Linked DNA regions of Mus musculus: all the other regions are linked to region 1. The links are chromatin loops, found by intact Hi-C in ENCODE. Cell type or tissue: left cerebral cortex. All regions are shown on one strand.

Region 1 (8,000 bases):
AAATAACACACAATCCCGGAAACTTTTGTTCACATCCCTGCTGAGTTATTTGTCATAATACATCTAGTTGTATCTGGACAAGATCTATGAGTTGATTAACCAGCATGAGACCTCTCTGTATCTTGACATTAGCTGAGGCCTGTTTATCTATGACTGTAGTCACTGAGGCTGACAAAGTGTTAATGGTGTCAGTCGTCTGGACCTGTCCAGACAGAGCCAAGGCTGTCTGAATCAAGGCTAAACCCAGTTCCTAGTTAGTGGTAAAAAAGCAGGAGAATCATTGAGAGTGGAAATATCGACATTATCCCCCAACGCTGCTCTCTCATTGGACAAAATAAGGCCCAAATGCTGCATAATATCCCTTCCCCAGAGGTTAACGGGGAGTGGGAGCACATAAGGTATGAATTTCCCTTGCTGTCCTTCAGAGGATTCCCACGTCAAGGCAACGGAGCTTATAGTGGGACATGATTGATATCCTAGGCCCTGTAATGAATGAGATGACTCTGTGGTGGGCCATGCTTTGGGCCACCAATGTGTAGAGATTATACTTTTATCTGCTCCGGTATCAAGGATGCCTTCAAACTCTTTTCCATTAATCTTAAGGCGGAGCTTAGGTCTATCATTTAAAGATACAACCAAATAGGCAGAATCATTTCCTGAGGAGCCCATTTTCTTTATCTCAGGTCCTGCAGATTTCTCCCTGGTATTATCAGGGAGGAGCAGCAGCTGAGCCATCCTATCTCCTTTGCTAATAGAAAAAACGCCTTTGGGGCTTGAGCACAGGACCTGTATTTCAGGGGAATGTTGACAATCCATAACTCCAGGGTGGACTACTAAGCCCTGCAAGGTGAGTGAACCCCGGCCGAGAATAAGGCCCATGGTTCCAGGGGGCAAGGATGGTATAGGCTCCACTGGCACCGGCTGAATACTCATTTGAGGCATTAATAGGAAGTCGGAGGCGGCACGCAGGTCCACCCTTGTGGGTCTTCCTGGGTCGCCTCTCTGACTGCTTCCTGGGTCCTGACAAACCGGTTCCCATATCTTTGAGGGCCCTGGGACCGAGGGCCCGATGACCCGTTTTTTGGCACATCAGTTGATTGACTATCAGGTGGGGGAAGGACTCTGCCCTTTATATCCCTCACAGAGCGACACTGGTCAGCTCTATGATAACCCTTGCCACACTTAGAGCAAAGAGTGAGGGTCCCTCCCTGTTTACCTGGAGCTCTGCAATCTTTCTTAAGATGCCCAGGCTTCCTGCAGTTAAAACATGTCCTCCGATCATTTCTGCCCATGGAGCATTTTTGGGATTGAAGGATGGCAGCCGCTAAGCCTGCATTGCTGAGAGGTCCCCCAAGCTCTCGACAGACCCTGAGCCAGTCTTGTAAGCCTTTGTTCTTTCTTGGGGCTATGGCCGCTCGGCACTCCTTTGTGGCTTGCTCATAGATTAGCTGTTTTATCAGAGGCGCAGCTTGCTCTGACTCTCCAAAAATACGCTCTGCTGCCTCTGTCATTCTGGCCACAAAATCTGAGAAGGATTCCTGAGGTCCCTGGATTATCTTTGTTAACTGACCAGTGGTTTCACCTGCTCGAGAGAGCGCCTTCCAGGCCCTAATAGCCGTGGAAGAAATCTGGGCATAAGCTCCCCAATGGTAGTTTGTTTGATCAGCAGAATAAACTCCCTGACCCGTTAACAAGTCAAAAAGTCCAATCTCTCTGCTCTGGAGTCAAAGCAGCTGCGTTTGCTCGGGCCTGCGCTTGTGCAGCTTCGTGCCAAAGCGCTCTCCATTCCATATATTTGCCCATACTAGGGAGAGCGGCTTTTACAACCGTTTGCCAGTCACCAGGAGTCATAGCGTGATTCGCAAGCCTTTCCACTTGTGCTATAGTGAAATTAGCACTGACTCCATAGTTACGGACCGACTCGGCAAGCTCTTTAATCTGTATATACGCTACCGGAGCGTGGACACGCCCACCCTCGGCTCCTTCAAAGACCGGAAATGCCTGTTGTATTTTCCTTTGTTCCTCCTTTGGAATGAACGAGTCTGTGCATTGCCTCTCTGTCCATTGCCTCTCTGCGCAGGGCTGATGCACTACGCAGGGCGGGGGCTCAGCATAGGGTGGAGGTGCACTATGACCTTGAAGCCGACTGCCAAGAGGCCAAGCAGCAAGCTGGCCTTTGCCAGCCGCTTTTGGCTTTTTCCTTGACCGATTAGCTCGCATTTTATCTGGCTGGCACTTTTCTCTCTCATAACGAGCTGTTTCCTCCTCCAAGTCTGTTTCTTCAGAGAAGCTAAATTTTTTATCTGATTCAGAGCTACTAAGAACTAGCTCCTTAAACTCATCTAGTGATGGGTATAGGCTCCTTCTCCTAGAAACCTCCGCTGATTGATCTTTTTTCTTTTGTTTTTTCTCCTCTTTCCTTCCAATCTCTCCCCAGGTATTCTTCCCTGACCTTAACTTTTCCTCAGGTTCAAGACCCTTGGAAAGGCCTGTATACTTATTTTGTGTACCATATTTTCTCTTTGCTCCTATTCTCTCTCCCCGCTTTACTTCTGATAGATTGTCCTGAATTTCCTCTAGAATCCGCCCTATCTTAACCACTTGATAACATGTGAAAAGGAACAAAAGGGCTTCTAACACCAGAAAAAATTCAAGGCCAAACATTTTCCACTTTACTTCTGATAGACTGTCTTGAATTTCCTTAGAAAGTTCAAGGCCAGGCTTACCTCGTAAAGCTATACTCACTGGTACTCTCGTTCCCCAGCTGAAAAGTTCTGAATTCATACAGTTGAATCCTTCTTAACAGTCTGCTTTACGGGAACCTTTATTACCGCGACCCGCAGTTCTGGTTCTGGAATGAGGGATCTTCCTTGCACCGGTGATGGTAAACTCTCGTCCCGAGTTTTTTCTCGTCCCGGGTTTCGGCACCAATTGTTATTAGACGCGTTCTCACGACCGGCCAGGAAAGACGCAACAAACCAGAATCTTCTGCGGCAAAGCTTTATTGCTTACATCTTCAGGAGCCAGAGTGCAAGAGAGCAAGCCAGCAAATGGCGAAACCCCATCCCTTTTTTAAGGAGAATTATCCTCCACCTAGGATGTATTACTCCCTGATTGGCTGCAGCCCATCGGCCCAGTTGTCATCACGGGAAAGGCAGAACACATGGTGGGAAAACTGCCCCTGCATGTGTGCAGACTATGTTTACCACTTAGAACACAGCTGTCAGTGCCATCTTATAATGGCAAATGTGAGGGCGGCTCCTCACATCTTTTTATTGGGGAATTGAGTCCATTAATATTAAGAGGTATTAAGGAAAATAAAAATAAATAAAATAAAAGTAGGAAATATAAAAATAAATAGAAATAAAAATAAGGAAATAAGGAAAAATAAAAATAATTGTTGCTTCCTGTTATTTTTGTTTTTAGAGTTCAGATTCTGTTCTTGTGGCTCTCTTCTTTTAGGTTTGTTGAAAAATTACTTTCTTGCTTTTTCTAGGGCATAATTTCCTTCCTTGTGTTAGAGGTTTCCTTTTATTATCCTTTGAAGGGCTGGAATCATGGAAAGATAGTGTGTGAATTTGGTTTTGTCACAGAATATTTTGGTTTCTCCACCTATGGTAAATTGAGAGTTTTGCTCGGTATAGTAGTCTGTTCTGGTATTTGTGTTCTTTTTGGGTCTGTTAAACATATTTTCAATGAGCACTTACCAGTGGCATGTCTTGGAACTAAAGCTCCAAAACCACCTTGAGCCCTTAATTATCCTAAGTCTAATGGAAAGATACTCAAAGAAACTGACTGAATATACTATGAAAAAATATATCATACTTACATCAATACTTAAAGAAGCCTTAGGAACTGAACATGAACATAGCTCTGTTCTCCTAGGTAACTGCTCCAATTTTAACTTGTCAGTGAATAAGTTCTGGCTTCTATAACTCCAGAATATTGCTTAAACACTAAATGAGTTTAATATTGTTTGTTAGTTCACATTCAAAAGTTATTGCATATACTCCTTAAGTAGGTGATTTTCAAATCTTCAGAACAATGATTAACTAAGACAAAATATGTAGTAAATACAATGACTATATATGCATATTTTGCATAAGAAGATATGCTATGTGTTTGTATAAGTGCATGTTTGAAGTCTTCTTATACTTCTAGTACAGTTGTTAGTAACAACTAGAAAATCCTTCCTATAGTCTACTGAATTTCATTTAATGACTGAAAATAGCTTGAAGAGTATAGACTGATCATACTGTATAAAGTAACATGGCTTAGTAATACAGCAGAAAAGACAGTGAGTGCCTTCTAGAGACACACATGGTAAAGGAGCCAAGAGATTCCTGATCAGTATCTGAGGTGCCAAACTGGGCCTCACTCTTAAGTTACTCTTAATGTTGGTGTTTGGCATTGAATATGTTCTATATTCACACATTAGTGAATGTGTGAATTAAGGCAGCCCATAGAAGGCAGGCTCATCACCCTGCCTTCAATGACCCTCAAACATCGTCTTTTATTTTTGGTTCAAACAGAGAAAGTATGGGCAATGACATTTACCATCCTGCTTGCTTGTTCACGGCAGGTACTGTCATAATAACCCTGGGAAAAAGATGTTTTCTTGACATATAAGTTCAGTTATACCATCTTCTGACTAGAATGATTGAAGGCACCTTCTTTTGGGATATTTTTTGAACATATTTTCTATATTACTGACAAAGACAAGCTGGCTCTTTTTGGGGTTTCCTTTCCTGGAAGGGAAACACAATGACTCATTTGTCTAAGTTGGAAAGTGTTTGTGATGATGTCTGGTGCATGGTGGGTTCTCATATAAAATTACATAACTTTATTTTAAATTCAGTTCCACTTTCCCATAGAATCAGGGCTGTTAAATTGTGAACATATTTTTTTCTTTCCTGCTTCATAAAATATGAGTTGTAATCCAGATGGTATTTCCCACAGAAACATATGGACAGACAGTTTACACAGGGGACTCTTTCAGGATCCATCCCTACTTAGCACAGAAGGCTGACAATTTCACCAACACTCTTCAATATCCTTTTTGAGGAGAAGTCTGAACAAATCTTAATCATGGGAAAAAAAAAAAAACACCTGAAGAAAGATTACGTAAGCTGCTTCATTAGAGGACATGATTTTCATGTCAAGAGACTGGATAGTGTAGGGTGCTGTGAAGCACAGTAGAATAATGAGAAATTCTTTCCTCTACAAGTATAGAAAACAGACTTTGGAAAGAACATGCAACATGACCTTGGATCATATAATTTTCCATTTTATTTATTTAATACTTTATTTTATATTTATGCTATGTCTGTGGAGGACATTGTGAGTTACAAAATGGGCATGCCCTTTAATATTTGCTTACTGGGTACCACTACATAAGGGTTATGCATATATTCCATGCAGACAGTTTTATCTATTGGAGCAGGCTGAATTGCAGATGTGTACAACACAAATAGAGCAAATGATTAGAAGTCAGTGGAAGACTAGAATGTCCCCTTATTTTATAATGTCTTCTGTTCTCTATAGAAAACTGATAATTACTTTTACACAGTTCCTTTTCTGGGTTCGTGATGTCTTTCAGCTATTAATATAATTTGTTCTGCCTTAAATTTGTGAAATTGTTTCCTGAAGGAGTCTCCTGTGAATTTGTGTAAAGAAAGCATTCTTCACCTCTGTGGGTGTGAACCATGCAAGCTGCTAAGGTCGAGAATAAAGTTGTAAAGACAGAAGAAACATATACTTTCTCAGCTTGAATCTTCTTTACCACTGGACCTCAGAGATCTAGACTTAGGAAGTGGACCCAAGCATCCCACTCCATTTTTCAATCTGATCCCCACTCAAGATCAAAGTTCATGGACCATAAGGAGCCAAAACTGTATGAGCTACTTCTAATACCTTTACTATGCTTCAATTCATGTTCACAAACTATGTATTTTTATGGAGAATGTTAAAAAACAGAAAAATGTAATTTGCTATATGAAAATCTTGTTATAAAATTTCTCTTAGAGAGACTATTATAAGACTTGCTCATCCTCAATTTCTTCATCTGGACAATCTGAAATAATGTCACAACAGCATGCTGTGATAAAAATTGAGGCTCATGATTTAAAACTGACCAAAGCATAGGGCACATCGAATGTTTAGAGAGACTGAGATATTAGAGAGGATTCAGACAGACACACACACACACACACATTCATGTGTATACACAGAGGGATTAAATTTGTATTTGAAACATGACTAGCAGAGCAGAAAACAATTATATCACTGATCATTGTTGAAAAAACAGAAAAAAAAAACTACTTCATGAAACTAGCATATGTTAAGGGTAATAAATATTCTAAGATATCTTATTCAGAGTGGGTATTGGAAGAGAAAGTATCATAAAAAGTAAGGGAAGCACCATAGTGAGAATGTCTGTGCACCACAACTAGGTTCAGAACAGGCTAGTGGACCAGCAAGAACAGTTATATACACTTGCTTTCCAGCACATTTTCAATAAAATAAAAGTTTTGCTATTCCTCCCCCATGTTCCCAGAGGTAAACACATCTCAAATGAGGAGATACTATCACTATCCTCAGGAGTATCATGTCTCAGTGTCTGTAGGAAATGTAACATTCATCAAATAAAATGCATCTGACCTGTCTGTCAACAAGTCATCTTTAACAAAGCTGGAGCAGGTTTACCTTGGTGGCTTTTGCTACACACACTAACAGAGCTCCTGGGAATAGAGACCTGATGACAGAGATGGGAGGTTTAATCTGATCTGTTTGACTCTTAACACTGACAGTTCTGTTCTACATGATGCAAATCCTCCACAGTGTCAGGCACATACACAGCAACTAACAAATGAGATTTTTATGAGTTCACAGTGAATATTGTGGTGAATCCTTTCAGTATATCTTGCTACCTTTCCTATCACCCACTGCCTCTGCACATGCAGAAATCCCTGCTGATGTTTTTTTTTTTCCATTTGGGTTCAGGCTGTTGGAGCTGGGGAGCTATTTGTAATCCTGAAGCTTACCATGGCTCTACCTCGAGATGGTGCTCAGGATTAACTTGCATGCTCTGTGGCATCACACACACACACACACACACACACACACACACACACACACACACACAAGTTGTGTACCAAATTACTTATCCTGGTCCCTTTAATCTGATGACTTGTATCTGTTGGAGATGTAAATCACACTTGAATGATCCAACAAGATGGAATCAGGAAATATATTTAAAACAAACATTGAACATTTTTGGTGGCTTAAAATACATCACAGCTTTTATTTACTTTCTGTTTTAAACAGAATTTGAAAACCATATAGTCAAGAAATACTGTTAGAGTCTCTGCACCATGCCAAGTGCAACCCACACAATTCAATCCTCACAGTTAAATCACTAGCATCAACTCTATGTTTCTGGTGATAAAATAGTTCTGAAAGTTTGGATAACTTGTCATCACCCTGAAGCCATTAAAAGGATGATCTAGAACTCAATTATGTTTTCTTACCTCCAAACTCCTGTAGAGATGCAGCCCCTTTTAAATGTCCTGCACTGAGAAGTCCTGCTTATATTCTCCTGTAAATTCCTACAATGTGCTGAGATATTAGGGTAGCATGCAACCTGAACATACAGAGAAAATAGAATCACTTCAATGTGAAGACTGTGAAAATAATTTGCTGCTTCAATCATCTGAAAGTGCATCTATCCCATCTGACAGCATTTGGCAAGGATGATGAGAACATCAATGGCTTAGTGAGGCTGAAGTCTTAGGGGATGTATAACCTTATGTTTCTGAGCATTTAACTCATTAAAATACACAAAGAAAGACCTTATGGTGCCATCATTTTATCCAGCTAACATCATCAGTAGGGCTCAAGTACTGTGACTTTCTATAGTCATTCCAGCAGCAGTGAGCATATGGTTTGACTTCTCTGTAAAGCCTCAGGGCATCCAACAGTATCTTTCATGGATAATGGAT
Region 2 (8,000 bases), 460 kb before region 1:
TCTGAGGCTACTCTAAACCTAAGAGACAATTAATATGGTAAAAGAAGCTGCCCAAGTTTTGGAAACTATTTAATGTTATCATCTTCCAATACCAAGGTACCTTCAATAAGCACTTTCCTAAAAATCAAGACACCCAGGATTACTGCTCCCTCTGTAATCTCTCTTATGCTCTGTATAAGAGGAACTCACTGTTGTGTTTCCAGTGCCTTCCAATATCAGGAACAAAACAAATGTTTAGGAATTGTTAATCTGATACTAATAGGGTAGAAATATAATACTGAGAAGACTCCCGGCTAAAGATAAGTATGTCATTTTCCTTCTTTATAAATAATGGACCTTTTTACTAACCATGTAGATTATGCAAAATAATATGCCTATGCTATGTACACACATTAGTCATGTTTGTTCAAATCCACCTTGCCTAATATCCTCTCTGGCCCTTCTCAGCCCTCTCTGCAGTTTTAGCTTTCTTTTTTGTCCCTCTTCTTTTAGCTCGGTATCATTTAGTTTTTTTTTCTTTACCCTCTCCAAATGAAGTAAAACACTGATTCTTGTTTTTATAGCTGGCTTGTTTAACTTAGTATGATGTCTTTCAATACCACTAATCTTCCTGTAAATTACAAGGTTTTATTCTTCTTAATAGTTGACTGGTACTCCTTTGCATCTGTGATGATAGACTGCTTTTTGAATCCAGTAACCTGCTGGTTGGCACCTAAGCTGACTCAGTAACTCAGCTGTTATGATTATGACAATGAGCACATACATAGACACCTCTTCTGTGTCTTATATTTACTTTGTATATATACCTAATAGGGCTTCAGACTGACCACTCTCACATTTCTTTTCTTTTTCTTCCTTTTGTTTGTTTGTTTGCTTGTTTGTTTTGTTGAGACAGGGTTTCTCTGTATAGTTCTGGCTGTCCTGGAATTCACTCTGTAGACCAGGCTGGCCTCGAAGTCAGAAATTCGCCTGCCTCTGCCTCCCAAGTGCTGGGATTAAAGGCGTGCGCCACCACTCCTGGCTCACTCTCACATTTCTAATGGAGATTTTACATTTCACAGTGCATGAAAATCAGTTGCTAAGGTGTAATGCAAGTCATTGGAGAAGAAAGAGGCCCCTCAGCTCAAGGGGCTGTAATTTGTAATTTGGTAGGGAGCATGTTTGCCACCTAGGATATGCAGGGGATTCAGGAAAATCCAGAAACTACTTATAGGTCACAAAGGAGATGAGATGGTCTCTGAAGTCCAGGCAGCAGAATTATATCAGAAAGCTCTACCAATATAAGGTGTGCCCTAAAAATAGGAAAAGATTTGGGTCTCTAAAATACCATCAGACTCGCAGGAGGGACACATGACTTGGACATTGACGAGGAGATCCTCCCTTTAAGACCGTAGCGCCTACCAGCTTTAGCCAATGCTCATCAACCTATGGTACCACTTCTCAGGTATGTTTATATTACTACCTCCCCAACTTCACTGTGAACACCTTCAGGGGAATGTATCATGCAGGCCAACTATTAATTTTATATCCCTTATTTTTTTCTAATTTGTGCCTCTAGAACTTAGCTCAGTGCCTGACACATGCTTATCTGTTCATTAAATGCTTACTAACTGCCAGCATGAGTTATGGATGAGTAGATAGATGAATTATTTCCCTTTTTCTCCAATTCATCTTCTGTATTGGGAGAGATGTTTAACACCTCTGGAATGACAAGCAAGAAACTCCTAGGGACTGGGGCAGGTGGAAACATAAATGAGGGAATCAACTGGTCCAGGCTGTGTACTGCAGAGAAAGGCAAACCACACAATCTAGGACCACATGAGGAGAATTTCAGCTTCAGTCACTGAAACTTTGAAGTGGCTGAATATTTCACTCTACTTGCCTTTTATTAAAAATGAATTTTTTCATGGACAGCAGATGTTGGAGATAAACAGGAGAAATAAGTTATATTAGTTATATTTATAGTGACTTTATGCTATTCTTTTGTTTGTGCTTTCCACTTTGAACTTTATGAGGCTCATAGAGAAATTCTGTTATCATTCCATTAGACATGTGAGTGCTGAGTATTTTGATTAATATCACAGAATTACAGTACTGTGGGGGTCAACTAGAACCAGAGGCTTTTGCCAGTGAGTCCCTTAATTTTGATCACTGGGCATAAAGAACGAATGCTTATTAAATGGGAAGTAGGCTCATGTTCCGTAGTCACATATAACAAGATTGTTAACATAGAGAAATCTTTTCAAAACAGCCCTCAACTCTCAATCTGTTTCATAAAAGCACTTCTTATTGTTCTCAATGGGTCCCATATAGTTTTATTATATTGCTTAGCAAAAGTACTAGCCACATGTAAACATGACTACTTCATCTACTAACCAATGCCTCTTTGATTTGACATACTCTGTAACATTTGGCATTAGGGGCATGGGGATAATTAATAATGAAAATAAAACAATCTTATCTTTGAATTTTGATGAATGGTGGGGACTGTGTTAACTCTTCTACAGCCCCACTTCCTCCTTAAATCAGTTCTGAGAAGGACTTATCTTTGGAAAACAAAGAACAGAACCACTGGGAAAGCAAAGAACAGACATCTCCATTGGTAAATGAAGTGATGATGTCAGCTCTATCATTTTTTAAGTTTGAACTATTCTTTTAACTCATATTCTTATAATTATGATGTCTGTGCTTTAGGTATTTGCCATCCATTTACAGAGATGTATTTGTTTTAGGACTAAATAAGATGGTCGATGCAAGTGCTATAATAAAGGACATAAAACATGTGTTTATTTCTCTTTAGCTAATGCACATAGAAGTGTAGATGTGATTGTACTGGCCTGTTAAAGATTACTGGTAAATGAAAAGACTCTTGTTTGTATACAAAACCAACTTTAAATTCTTCATGAACAAGCTAAGCCTGATGGTGCTGGCCTGCAATTCTGTCACCCAGGAACAGGATGTAAGACTTCTAAGAGTTCAAGGTCATTACTGGCTATATTCCATGTTCAGGCTACCGAGGCATCACATTACTAAGCCAAAAACTCTAAGCCAAAATTCTCCAAAAAGAGGTAGAAAGAAGACATGTGCCACAGACATAGGTTCTGTTAACTTCTTTTCGGGTATCACTTTTCTCTTCTCTGTGCTGTTGGCTGCTTCTCCTGGATTCATTCACATGTAAAACTGAAGGCCCATCTGTTCACAGTGAGATTTTCAAATAACAGATGCAAGCATGGAATATGGAACTGACACAGAGCGAAAGCCTAGATATCAAGCATCTCCCTTTTCTGAAAGCCATGGTATGTTGTACAAATGACTGTGTTACCCACAAGGAAAAGTGGAGTCATCAGACATATTACAGGAGTGCTCCTGATGGCGCTGCAGGAGTTTACACTGAGACTTGAGCAAAAGAAAAAAAAAATGGGCAACCATATTTCATCTGGAAAGACACAGAGAAATTCACACAAATCTTCAGCTGGCATCCCATTCCAACCTCTATTTTATAATTTTTTGCTTTGCTTGTATTGGTTTAGTGAACATTCTCTTTCTAAGTTAATCAAAATGTGTTTTCAAAAGATGAGCTGTGGGGCTAAAAAGATTACTCAGTGTATAAGAGCATGTATTGCTCTTGAAAATGACTAGGTTCAATTTCCAGCACCTGTGTTCCACAGCTCACAACTACCCACAACTCTAGGTCCAGGGAATATGACGCCTTTGTGTGGACTCTGCAGACACTTCAAGCCTATGCACAACCACAGTGACGTACATGTATATTTTAAAGTGTATTCTTTGTTTATTCTTAAGCATTCTTTTGATTATTGCCCCACCAAGGCTAATGTTATTGTTTATTTCCTTTGCACTTCTTGAATGTTTCAGTTGTGTCAGTGTCTTGATTAATTAGCCTGCATATCTGGTTTAAGCTAGAGTTCTACAGCTTACCAAAGGAATCTAATACATGTTTCCTGTCTCTAGAATTGACAAGAAAAATATTGGTTTCCTTAGGTTGCTGTGATATAAAGAACATAAGTAGGATGGACTTGGTGTCAATCCTGGTCCACTGTAAAATATCCAGAAAACATTAGACTTTCAGATGATGCTTGAATAAATCCTCAGCATGGTGCAGATGTTAAAGGCTTGTCAAATGGCAGAAGCAGATCTAACTTGGAGAAAGGGATTGTGTTACATAATAATTCATAGATAATAGTGGCGTTTAAGTATGCTTTGTGACTTCGGAGCCAAGGATGTTTCTTTGTCTGTTGGGTTAATATATATTTGTGCTCATTGTTTTTCTCATTGCTGTGACCAAATAGCTGAGCAAATAAAAAAATAACTTAATGGATGAAGGTTTCTTTTGGCTCATGGTTCACCATCGTGAAGCATGGTAAGTAGTGTGGACCAGCTACTTTCTCACTTATCAGCGGATAACAGAGAGATGAAGCAAAACACAAGCAGGGAAATGCCCTCATAACCCTCTTCAAACTCAACCCCATCTACTGATCCCTCAGTTTCTGAAAAGAGATGATCTAAATATTTAAACACATGATCTTGCGGGAGATATTCTTTTATTTAAATCATAGCCACCTTCTCTTAACGTTTTCCTTTTCAATGCTATTTTCTTTGTTAACTTTGTTTTATATTTAAAGGTTTTGTTATTTGTTGTTGTATATGTTTCTTTACACTTATGTTCTTTTTAAAATGTGGCTACCCAGAAACCCCTAAAATACAGTGTAAAAGTACTAATAGTCACTGAAGAAGACATTGCACAAAAGCAATTAAATGAAGTATGGTGGGAAGGAATGTTAGATTATGTCTAATGTTACAAAAACAGGCTGGAGACAGTACTGGGGCTTATTCTCATTCTTTGGGCATGCTAGCAGATCAGTCAATACATACACATACCCAGTTAAAATTTCCTCATTAAGTATTTTAGCAGTTACCACCCCTTTCCTGGCATTTGTGGAAATGTCCTCATCACTTCTAAGCCTCTTGAGGGCTGAGATGGCGCGTTCTAATAAAATTTTCCTTGATGGTATTTCCACAATTATTGCTGAAGTTCAACATGCCTAAAAGGTCAAATAAAGATGGTACTGTTTGCAGATAGTCCCTAGACTGTTAGAGGGATGAGTCAGCAGAAGGGTACATATCAGCCTGCTTTCCTTTAACTAGAGGGACATATGGAGTATGGCTGCTGCACCATAAGCCCATGTCTCTTCCAGCTGTTTGGACAAAAGGTCAGCTTGGAAAGTTGCCTGAACCTAATGTTAGAGCTACACGCATTCTTTTGGCAGGCTGCAGATGGCCTGTGGTTTAGATTGTCTAATCAATCACAGCTTGCACTTTACAAAATGATGGTACAACCAAGGACACCTTTATTACTGTATTTTATGAGGCCATTTTACCCTCCAGGCTTCATCACCACCATGGATAATTAGAAGCTAGCAGGCCAGCATGGCAGATTCTGTAATTTGGTAATATGTCCCTCTGGCTTCAGAGGGGATATTCAGAGCTCTTAGTTGTACCTAGACTTCCTTTGGCACCGTCCAAGAAGTCTCACGGTTTCTAGAAACCTCTATAAAGAATGTGTGTGTTCCAACTTGTATGTTAAGAAAGCAAAATGTAGCAGTGCACCATTCCTTCTTCTGAATAATAAATGGAGAGATTAGGTAGAATCCAACTTCAGCTGCGTATCTGTAATCTGTCCTATTTCTCTGCCTCTCACAGAGGTGCTCATTCAAATATTTTGCTATAATGTATTTGTTTCTCAATGTATCTGAAACAAAATTATTTTTAAAAGCTGAAAAGTGAGCCTTCTGTATATTCATTCTACTCTGTGATCAATCAATCAGCAAGGCTTTACTCTGATGTACTGTATGCCAAACAGTTTGGCAACTATCACAGACCATTAGAACTGAAGCTTTATGTTTGATAAAAAGAAAGAGCTTAAAGAAACATATGCTCTGCAGTTTGGAAGACATGTAAGTTTTTACACATACACCCACACATGCACACATACACAAACATACAAGTATAGTATTCTTCTGCATGGGTCTGCAGGAGGCAGAAAATGGTATTATTCAGAAACCCCTTTCTATTCTTATAACTCATTCTCCTGCGAAGGACATCTCACCCAGTGATTGTGTTACTTCAAATATATTTTCTTCTCCATAGTCAGATAGCTGCATTTTAGCACACACACTTGATTTTTGTCTATTCTATTTCTATTTCGATGAGATTGGATCTTCAAAATTTGACTTTCAATGCCTTCCCTTTAGTCCTAAGATACTGCCCCAAACCTTCACCATAAGTTTACCTTGACAGTTTTGACTAAAAATCTGCACTGCTTTTCTCCACAGATTGTAACTTTTTCTTCTTTTTCTAGACATTAATTTAATTTCTGCTGTCTTCTCCCTGATTCTCAATGTGAAGATGCTATCACTTTTCTGTGTGAGCTCTCTCTCTCTCTCTCTCTCTCTCTCTCTCTCTCTCTCTCTCTCTCCCTCCCTCTCTTTACCTATGGACCTAGCTATACATTATTTTTTAAATGCCCAGCTTATATTTGAGTTTCTGATTATAACAGTCCTCATATTCTCTAAGCTAGCATGCATTGCACTAGTTTTTTTTAAAAAAATAAACTTCACTAAACCAGAGAAATCTAGTCTGTCTTGCTGACCCCTATCTCTAAGACCAGAGGCAAGATATGACTTGATCTATAGTCATTGACCTGATCAGATCGAACACCATTTTAATAAATCTGACAGGACATTTAAAGAATAAAATCTTGATTAAAAATGGCACTGTACATTTATATGTTATTAAAGTGGTCATATAAGGAAAATTAAAAGACCCTTTGTAAATATAATATATTGGTAACTGGCCAGGAGAAAGGAGAGGCTCAAATAGGAGTGACTTTCCTCCACAGACTGTTTGCAGACCTTTGAAATCTCAGTAAAGCTGGGTCTTCAAATTGTGATCTTCAATAAATTAATAATAATCTTTAATTTCTTCAATGAGTCTTGGTTTCTAGGATATGTTATTTTCCAGTTTAAATGTAAAACTATAAAGCATGAGCACTCTTCATATGAGGAGCCAAACCTCAGACATTTGGCTTATATAACTTCCCTGTTGGTAAGTAAAGAGTCAGAATCCAGATTTGTTCTGTACCAACAGAATATGTCCTCTGATTTTCCCTGCATCCTTCTCCTAGGCCTTCCTCAAACATGCATGCTGGGAATCTAGTATGTTGTTTTACCCCTATGGTGGTAAGACTGTGGTAAGTATAAGACTGCCCATCTCCATTTAACTTGTTCAAAAGTAAACCAACCCTTGTCACCTATTATTCCACTCTTGGCAACAATATGAAATGAATTGTCTTTTGAAAAGTTTCAAAGGCTGATAAAAATCTTTCACTTCAATATCCATATTCACAAATATGCACTTAGCAGCCAGAGCAAGGGTCCATGTAGCTCATTTAGTAAAGGTGATACATAGTTGTACAAAGTGTCACCAAATATCTACTATATTAAAACAAATTCTGAACTCTCTGACCCATGACTATTCAGTCACTAAAGAAGATGGATTCTGAAATCCCTCTCATATCCTCTGTGAATAACCAGTTTCAAAATCAATTTGTTACCAACAAGAAACTTCTCATTATTTACAGATATATTATGCTAAATGGCCAATCATTTTTTATTGATTCTCAATGTTGTTACTAGAGACACCCTGAGTCTATAATCCTTACTGATCTCATGGTCCTTGGAAATGACAGCTAAAGCCAGCAGCTGGCTTTGGAAAAGAGTGGAACAGAGACACTGCTACTGCAGTTTCATGACTTAAGCCTGTAAGCAGTTTGATGGATGGTCAAGTAAAATATTTCACTAACCCTTGATGCTTCTAAGAGATATTAGTTCATCACTGTTGTGATGAAAAGACAAGTATGAGGTTAGGGAAAAGGGCCAACAAGCTTTAGAAAATTCCTCTTCATAACACAAAGTTTAAAATTG
Region 3 (8,000 bases), 350 kb after region 1:
TACTCCAAGTTTAATTATAGGCATATATTCATATGCATTTACCTTTAAACATACCTTTATGTCACTCTCCAAATGTTATTATTCATATTCTTGTTACTTCAGACAAATTAATTCTCAATTTCCTAGTTGATAAATTTTATAACCCTGAAAGTATTAATAATATCCATTTAATTTTCCAAATTTGTCATCATTATCTAGCTATAGTTTGATATTATAAATATAAATTATAAATGCATGGTGTAATAATTCAATACACTTCATATGACTTAAGGTCTTCAAATGCAGTCTTATTTAATAATAAAATCTTAAATGACCACATATGACGTGGTCATTTAGACTGTGAATTCTCAAATTATCAAATGATTGTGTTTACTTCCAATTATCACTTCATGTGTGTTAGAGTTACAATAAAATAGTCATGTCCATTGTGTTACTGCCGTTGGGTTGGGTTCTTTATACAAATTTTACATAATTGTTTATTGTTATTATTAGTTTATTTACCATTTCCGTTATTAAACTAAGACTAGATAGAAGATTGTCAGTTGTACTTCTGCATGTAGTTAAAATGAGTGCTATTTTTGAGTGCTATTTTCAATATATGGAACTTTTTGCTGTTGGGTGAAATCCCCGTGGTCCTGTGAAAATTCTGTGAAGAGTCACCATGACCATGCAAGTCTTATAAAGACAAACATTTAATTGAGTCTGGCTTATGGTTTTAGATGTTCAGTTCATTGTCCTCATGGCAGGAAGCATGGGAGCATCCAGGGAAAATGTGGTACTGGAGGAGTCAAGAGTTCTACATAGTGATCTGAAGGCAGCCAGGAGGAGACTCACCTCCACACTCATTGGAGCTTGAGCACAGGACCTCAAAATCCACTCACACAATTACTCACTTCCTCCAATGAGGCCACACTTACTCCAATATAGACCATACTTCCTAATAGTCCCACTTTGCATTGACCAAGGATATTCAAACTACTCCATTTCCCTCAGTTTGAAAAGTATCTTTTTATTTTTGTTTTTATGTTATTTCATTCTGCTTTGTTTCTGTGTGGATGAGGGCTGCTTGTTAGTACAAATTATTTTGTGATAAATTTTATGACTTTTTTATTTCCTCTCAAATGTCCCCATTTTGTCTTTATTTAGAATGAAAACTTTGAAGGCTACTGAATTCTGTGTAAGGTTAAATTTTTTCAATACTGTTTTCTGGTTCTCATTCCTACCAGAAATGCCTCCCTCCTTTCCTAAATATCCTCACATGAAATATCCTTTCCTAAATATCCTCACATGAAATTTGTATCATCCTTAATTCAGATTCTCAATTTGTTTTCTTTCTCTTCAGCACGTCTGCGATAACATGCCTTGGAGCATTGGGCTTTGTACTTGCTGTTGTTTCCTGAATTTCTTTTGGATACCTCACTTCTTTGATATTGCATCATCAGAGTTCTTTTTCTCAATGTTTCTTTGAATCTTTTATACTGATCTTTTCTTCTAGATTTTCTAATTTATTAGTTTGAAAATGTGCCAGTATAGTTTCCAGTATTTTCTTCCTTTCTACATTAAGTTGAACTGTCTTCAAACTCAGATACTTGGTGATATTTTTCATTTTTCAATTTCAATAGGATTGATTTTTATACGTTCCAAATATTTCCTGAAATTTTCTTCCATGTTTTTCACTTTGTTTTGTAAATGAATTACAATTTCACACAATCATTCTCTTTGCTACATATTAGAAACTCTTACCACAGAACTATAGTATACATTAAAAAGACATTGTTTTTCATCACATTATAGTTCAGTGTTTGATGTCACAAACCTATGCCACAACAAATGGCTTCAAATTGTATTATTAGAAATTCACATGCAGGTGAAAGTGAGTGACAGGAAGTTCATAAATAAGGAGTTTTTACTCTTGCTTCATTGAGCTATACTGAGGGCTAAGTTCTCTATTTACTTCTCTTTTTAACTGCTTCAATAAAAAATTATATTACCTGCATTTCACAGGTAAAGTTGTCTCTCAGGGTAGCTGCTATTTCTTTCTCTGAACTCATTCTGCCAAAATTGACAGCCTCTTCGGGGACTGGAAGAAGGCTGTGTTGCTAGCTATGGAATTTTGAAGGGAGCATCTTAGGCTGGGCAAGGGAATTATACCAAACAGACTGAAATAAGACTCTCAAAGAAGAATGAGTGAGTTCATGCCAGAAGGTACTAGATGTGCTGGAGAACCAATAAGTACAACATTTCTTAGCAACAGTTAACCAAGTATTAAATGACATTTTTAATTTAATTTCTCTTACACACCACAGTACTATGGAAGCAGTCTCAATTCAATTTTAAGTATAGACAAGTATTTGAGACAACATAAAAGATGAACCTAAAGAAGTTGTCCCAAATTTATTTCTTAAAAAGTGTCATTGATGTTGTTTGTATTTCCTGTCATCTTTTTTTCTGAAAAACTTCAGGCGTATCTTTCTGAAATTAGGCTGACAACCTAAGGAAGGAGAAGCACTAATGATTTTTAGTCATAGACTTGATACTTTGAATAACATACTTGAATGTCAGGTTCCATTCTCTAAAGAAATTAAATATTCAAAGATCACTAGTGCTTTTATACAGTTTCTATATTTTTGTATGACTCTTTATGCCATACAGTTTAAAATCATATTTCTGATATCATTTAACAAGAATGTAATGCCACATTCCATGAAAAACTAACATGAAAGATTAGGTAATTATAGTGAAAAATATGCAACTTTCACAAAAGACTACTGCTAGACATTTGCCATGGATTCCAACATACTACTCATAAAAATTAAACAGATTTTCGATTTGTTGCTCTGAAGCAGCGATCAAGTAAGTAGATTTTAAATCAGGTAAAGAAATAAATCATCCCTCCAATTCTTGTGTCAGCCTTCCAGTACATGTGGCAGTTGTTAATCTAATTTAATGATAAGGAAGGAAAAAAAATTGGGTCAGGTATAGCAGCCACTACCTAGAATGAACAGGCTGCTGAGTGGGCATTTAGCTCACACAGAGACACTTAAGTCTTCACCACCTCCATGCTCCAAGGTGGTGGTAACATCTGAAGTGAGCCATCTGTCACATACCAGAAGCTGATATTAAAAAAACCTAAGTGATTGTAGATGCAAGTGAGAATCAAAGGACCTAAAACAAGGTCTTACAAGAGGGCTGACAAATCAGACAAGTCACCAAGAAACAGAGGTTCACAGAGTTACAGGGGAGCGAAAAAGGATACCCAGGGCATCCAGAAAAGACCCACTAGAAACTCAAGTTTCTTCCATGAAAGGGTGAAGGATTAGGCTGCAAGTGAATTCTGCAAATCTCCTAGTAATTAGGGATGAATCAAATACCATGCTTGATGGGTCTCTGGAAGACTTCCCCCACCCCCACTTTGCAACAACTTTGTCAAAATAAACCTACTCATTGTCCTCCTACTTTTCAGACTTGATGTCCTTGAGTTAACCAGCCAGTCACTGGAAACTGACTTGCAACAGATCTCCAGCTCTCTACTTAACACTTCCGTGCTTTTTTTATTTGGCATCAGTTGTCTATCCAATATTCTGACTTGAATTCAGCAGCAGACAATGATACAGTTCTTGACTTTTCTCCTTAATTTTCACCAATTCATTTGTAAACAAATTATGATTCTATATTCTACCATGTCTGATTTGCTTTTAAGTAACCTAATAATATAAAATTCCTTGGAATCCTAATGTAATCCATAACTGATAACCATGTTTAAAATAAGCATACTGTCCTAATACAAAAGAAAAAGTTAATAAGTTTAGTATTCAATAATGTGCAAAGCTTTTGTAATTACAATGTTAAAAAATGTAAAGAAGCAATCATCAGCTCATTACAGTATCAAAAATAAACAAGCAAAGAAAATATTAAAACCATACCTATGTATAACAGTAAAACTTACTTACTAATAACATAATGCAATAATTTAGCATAGTTTTAAACAGACAAAGGAATTTTTCACACTATCAAAAATATTATCTATATTAATTGTATTCTAGCTTTGATGTTAGTTGTTCTAATGTTTGTTTTAATATATTTTTATTAGATATTTTCTTCATTTACATTTCAAATGCTATCCACTTTCCTAGTTTCCTCTCTGAAAATCCCCTCTCCCCTCCCCTGCTTCCCAGCCCACCCATTTCTGCTTCCTGGACCTGTATTTCCCCTATACTAGGGCATAGAATCTTAGCAAGACCAAGGGCCTCTCCTCCCATTGATGGCTGAGTAGGCCATCCTCTGTTACATATGTAGCTAGAGACATGAGTCCCACCATGTGTTTTCTCTGATTGATGGTTTAGACCCAGGGAGTTCTGGGGGTACTGGTTAGTTCAAATTGTTTTTTCTCCTATAGGCCTGCAGACCCGTTCAGCTCCTATTTTAATTATATTCTATTATCTACAATTTTTAGTATAAATTACTGAAATTCCAGCTGATGGTGTTTTAAATACCCCACAGTGTGAATATTTAATGGTTAAGAACTCTTGGTAAATTTTCAAACAAAATATAGTACTTCACTTATTTACATAATCTTGTATTCTTGGGGAAATTCACTAAACATTAAAATCATAAAAAATGCTATAAGTTTAAAGATTATATAGAGAATTGTTATACAATTTTATTTCTATGGATTTGAATTTTATACTACTGAACACAAGCAAGTATATTTAATAATTCCTTTTAGTGGAACTTTGTGCCACCCTAAGCTATCAAACTGCTTCTCTTGAAGTAGAAGTATGTTTCTCACTGAGATGACTGAACCTTTGTAATGCTGAGAGAACACACTGGGAATCCTGTGAGACTCTCCCAGACCTACACTGAGAATTCTGTAAGACTCTCTCAGTCCTACACTGGGCAGTGTGTGAGATCCTTCTAGACCTACCTTTGTATGGTTTTGAAGCCCGGTAAATTCCCACAGTAAGCAATTATTTCTGGTGTAATCACCTATTTCTAAGGCTCACATTTACTTGAGACTTCGGGTGGAAAGAATAGTAGCTGCATCTGGTTGGAAAGAATGCCAAAGTACAGGGCAGGCTCAGGACAGAGATCATGGCAGTGTGGGCGCCCTCAGGTGTACATGTCCTTGACCACACTAGAACTAAGAAAGTACTCAGTAAATACTCACTGAGGATTTGTGTTAAAAAATGACAGCTAAATAGGGGAATGCCTCCTGACAGCATTGTTCATCTATGTGCCTGGAGTTTTTGTTCCAATTACCAAGGTGACACTAGAAGCCAAGGGATGACCTCTGTTTTATCTATGGAATGATAAATGTCATAGCTGCAAATTTGTCTTTTGTTTAAATTTCAAAAAAGCCTGTGTTTATCCATTGATTTTTGTGGGATTTGGGATTTGGTGCACTGATGTTTTCACTAGAAAGCACAGAGTTGGGGGTGAACTAAAAATAGTAGAATTGCATCATGCTTGTAAGACTCAAGGGGATTATATTCATTAACATATTTGCCAGATGTGAAGCAAAAAACTAAGAACAAATAGCAAACAAAAAAATGCTAGTCACAATGAAATCAAAGCTAATTCACAGATTAGTAACTTTTGTTCATAAAAGTCTCTGAGGAGAATTGACCCATATTCACTATTGACCTTCAATACAGCACTACTGCACCAAGTCCAATGTACTCTGTGTTTCAGCGTGAAAACGTTTAAACATCTTCCAAGTACTTTGACCATTGCCAGTCTATCCAAGAACAAAGCAATAGCAAAATACATGCATTCAAAATTTTACAATAAGTCATCACACAGAAATCTTCATAATTCTCAGACTTTATGGGCCTTTATATCAGCATTATTTCAGGGCTGCTTTGGTAAGACCCAAACAAGAGTATTCCAGAACACATGACAGATTAGCAGGTGACATGCATCTGGGAGGTCCATGTTGTAGAGATCAACCCTACTTCCTCTACAGAGGCCACTAGGTTCTGCTTGGCTGGGAAAAGTAAATAGCAGTGAGCTAAACAGAAACCTGCCCTGAATCATTTAGTCAGGACAAGGGAAAGATATCACTTAACACACATTAATTTCCTTGTTTTAAAATGACTGAATATTTTTGTTCTCAGAAAGAAAAGTAACCAAAGGTCTTTAAAAGTGAAAGGCTTGGCATCTTGTTTTATTAATAAAGTATTATTTTTCTTATAGGAATAATGGTAGAGAAGCATTTTTCTCCTAAGCCACTATCCATCAGCAGTAGGAGGTATTCAGAGCAGTTCCCTGCATTTCAGCTGATTTATGGTTAATGCTGAGTATATTTCTTAATGACTGCAAGCATGAGCAGCTCTGGAGAACCACAAAGCTTGACATCTGAGATTTATTTTTCTATCCAGATAAAATTTCAAGTATGCTACAAGCAATTAAAGTGCAGGGAAAGCCTTCCTTCCCATTTAGACCTCTACAAACTTCAAAAATATATCACCATCTCTCCAGCATAAAATAGTCTCCAGCTGGGAAACTGTGTTAGAGTAAGGCAATAGGAGCTGAGTCCAGTTAAAAGACTGCACACAGACATCCTTCAGGGCCTTCACCAGCTGAGCACTGCCAAGGTATTTATACCCTCAAATATGGCTTTTGGTTTGACACAGTGTCACTGAGAAAAAAGACATCAGCTTTGTAAATGAGTTGGATGTTAGCCACAATTTTCACTAAAACTGTCTATATAGGAAAACGCTAATAAGAAAGGTAGAAAAAATAAAAACAGGAGTTACACTTTGGTAGACACTTGTAGGATTAAATGGGTGATTTATTGGTCCCTGCTGAAAACCCTCTTCTTATAAAATATTCATCTTCTGTCCCCCTGCACCCCATGAAGGATTTACTTCAGTTTTTACTGATATGATTAAATGGAATGTATTGTATGAAGATTTCCCAAATAGCTATTCCATAGTTATTTTTTATTTTTATTTTTATTTTTATTTATTTTTATTTATTTATTTATTTATTTATTTATTTATTTATTTATTTATTTACATTTTCCTTCACCATCCACACATGCAGATTGCTATCAACCTTTGAACTGATTCAATCAATGCTGAACATCAAGATGTAGATCTGGGGATAATTAAAGCAAAATACACATTATAAGCTTTCTAAAGAATGGTTGGGTTTTAGCCCATCTGCATGGTTTTTAGAAAAGTAGTCTTTCTTTAACCCTCTGTCTCAAGGTGTGTATGTTTCTCTTGTTCTGTCTCTTTGTATCTCTGTCTCACTGTCTCTGTCTGTCTCTATCTCTGTCTCTCTGTCTCTTTCTTTCTCTCTTTCTGTGTGTATGTGTACTTCCCTTAATCCCACCCTCATCCTGCTGTCTCTTTCCTCATTTTTTGCTTCCTTTCCTCTTCCACCCCATCATTCCTTCTCTTCCTTCCTTCCTTCCTTCCTTCCTTCCTTCCTTCCTTCCTTCCTTCCTTCCTTCTTCCTTCTTCCTTCCCTTCCCTTCCCTCCCTCCCTCCCTCCCTCCCTCCCTTCTTTCCTTCCTTTCCTTCCTCCATTCATGCTGCTAAGGTTTGAATGCATTGGTTCCAGTGGAGGAGTGTCAGCCACATGTAATTGATCTGTAATCAGGAATATTTATTTATTTAAAAGTGAATTTCTGAAAGTAGTAGACATCAAGAATATTTCACACTGAGTTTAAGGTGACAGATGTCATTACTTCAATTACTAGTGATGCTCCTTCATATTATTTATGCTTCACATCACAAGGAGACTAAACTAGAACTCAAAACAAATACTAGCTAAAGTTCACTGGCAACTTCCTTTCTTATTAAAAATACAAAAAGAAAACCTGGTTGAAAACAAAAACCTGGTTGAAAACAAAAAAGATGACACTCTTGATAAACTGTTTATAGTATGAGTTATACTAATTTCAGTTTGATCCCTAAAATCCATGTACAAAATATTGGACAACTTATAAATGGTTTTTATCCTATGCTGCAGAGGCTGCAGAGACAGTC

Evidence for each region. Hi-C counts contacts between places; a loop is a spot of excess contacts. Peaks named below come from ENCODE experiments on the same cell type or tissue, not always from the same donor. Only the 100,000 strongest peaks of a DNase experiment are listed, where the experiment ranks them.
Region 2: a loop joins it to region 1, with 7 times the contacts of the local background. A loop is called at or near these places in 2 of 42 quality-filtered maps.
Region 3: a loop joins it to region 1, with 12 times the contacts of the local background. A loop is called at or near these places in 2 of 42 quality-filtered maps.

Annotation. Positions count from the first base shown.
Region 1 is chr9:17,388,373-17,396,372 of GRCm38, forward strand. No RefSeq gene overlaps it. Among named protein-coding and RNA genes, the nearest start is that of Gm39296, 36 kb to the left of the region's middle. In left cerebral cortex, no CTCF peak of the experiment used is centred here; DNase peaks (open chromatin) are centred at 4,858, 5,672 and 7,385; H3K27ac peaks cover 844 bases.
Region 2 is chr9:16,928,545-16,936,544 of GRCm38, forward strand. No RefSeq gene overlaps it. Among named protein-coding and RNA genes, the nearest start is that of Gm39296, 420 kb to the right of the region's middle. In left cerebral cortex, no CTCF peak of the experiment used is centred here; a DNase peak (open chromatin) is centred at 3,205.
Region 3 is chr9:17,739,464-17,747,463 of GRCm38, forward strand. No RefSeq gene overlaps it. Among named protein-coding and RNA genes, the nearest start is that of Gm39296, 390 kb to the left of the region's middle. In left cerebral cortex, no CTCF peak of the experiment used is centred here; DNase peaks (open chromatin) are centred at 3,055, 3,382 and 6,451.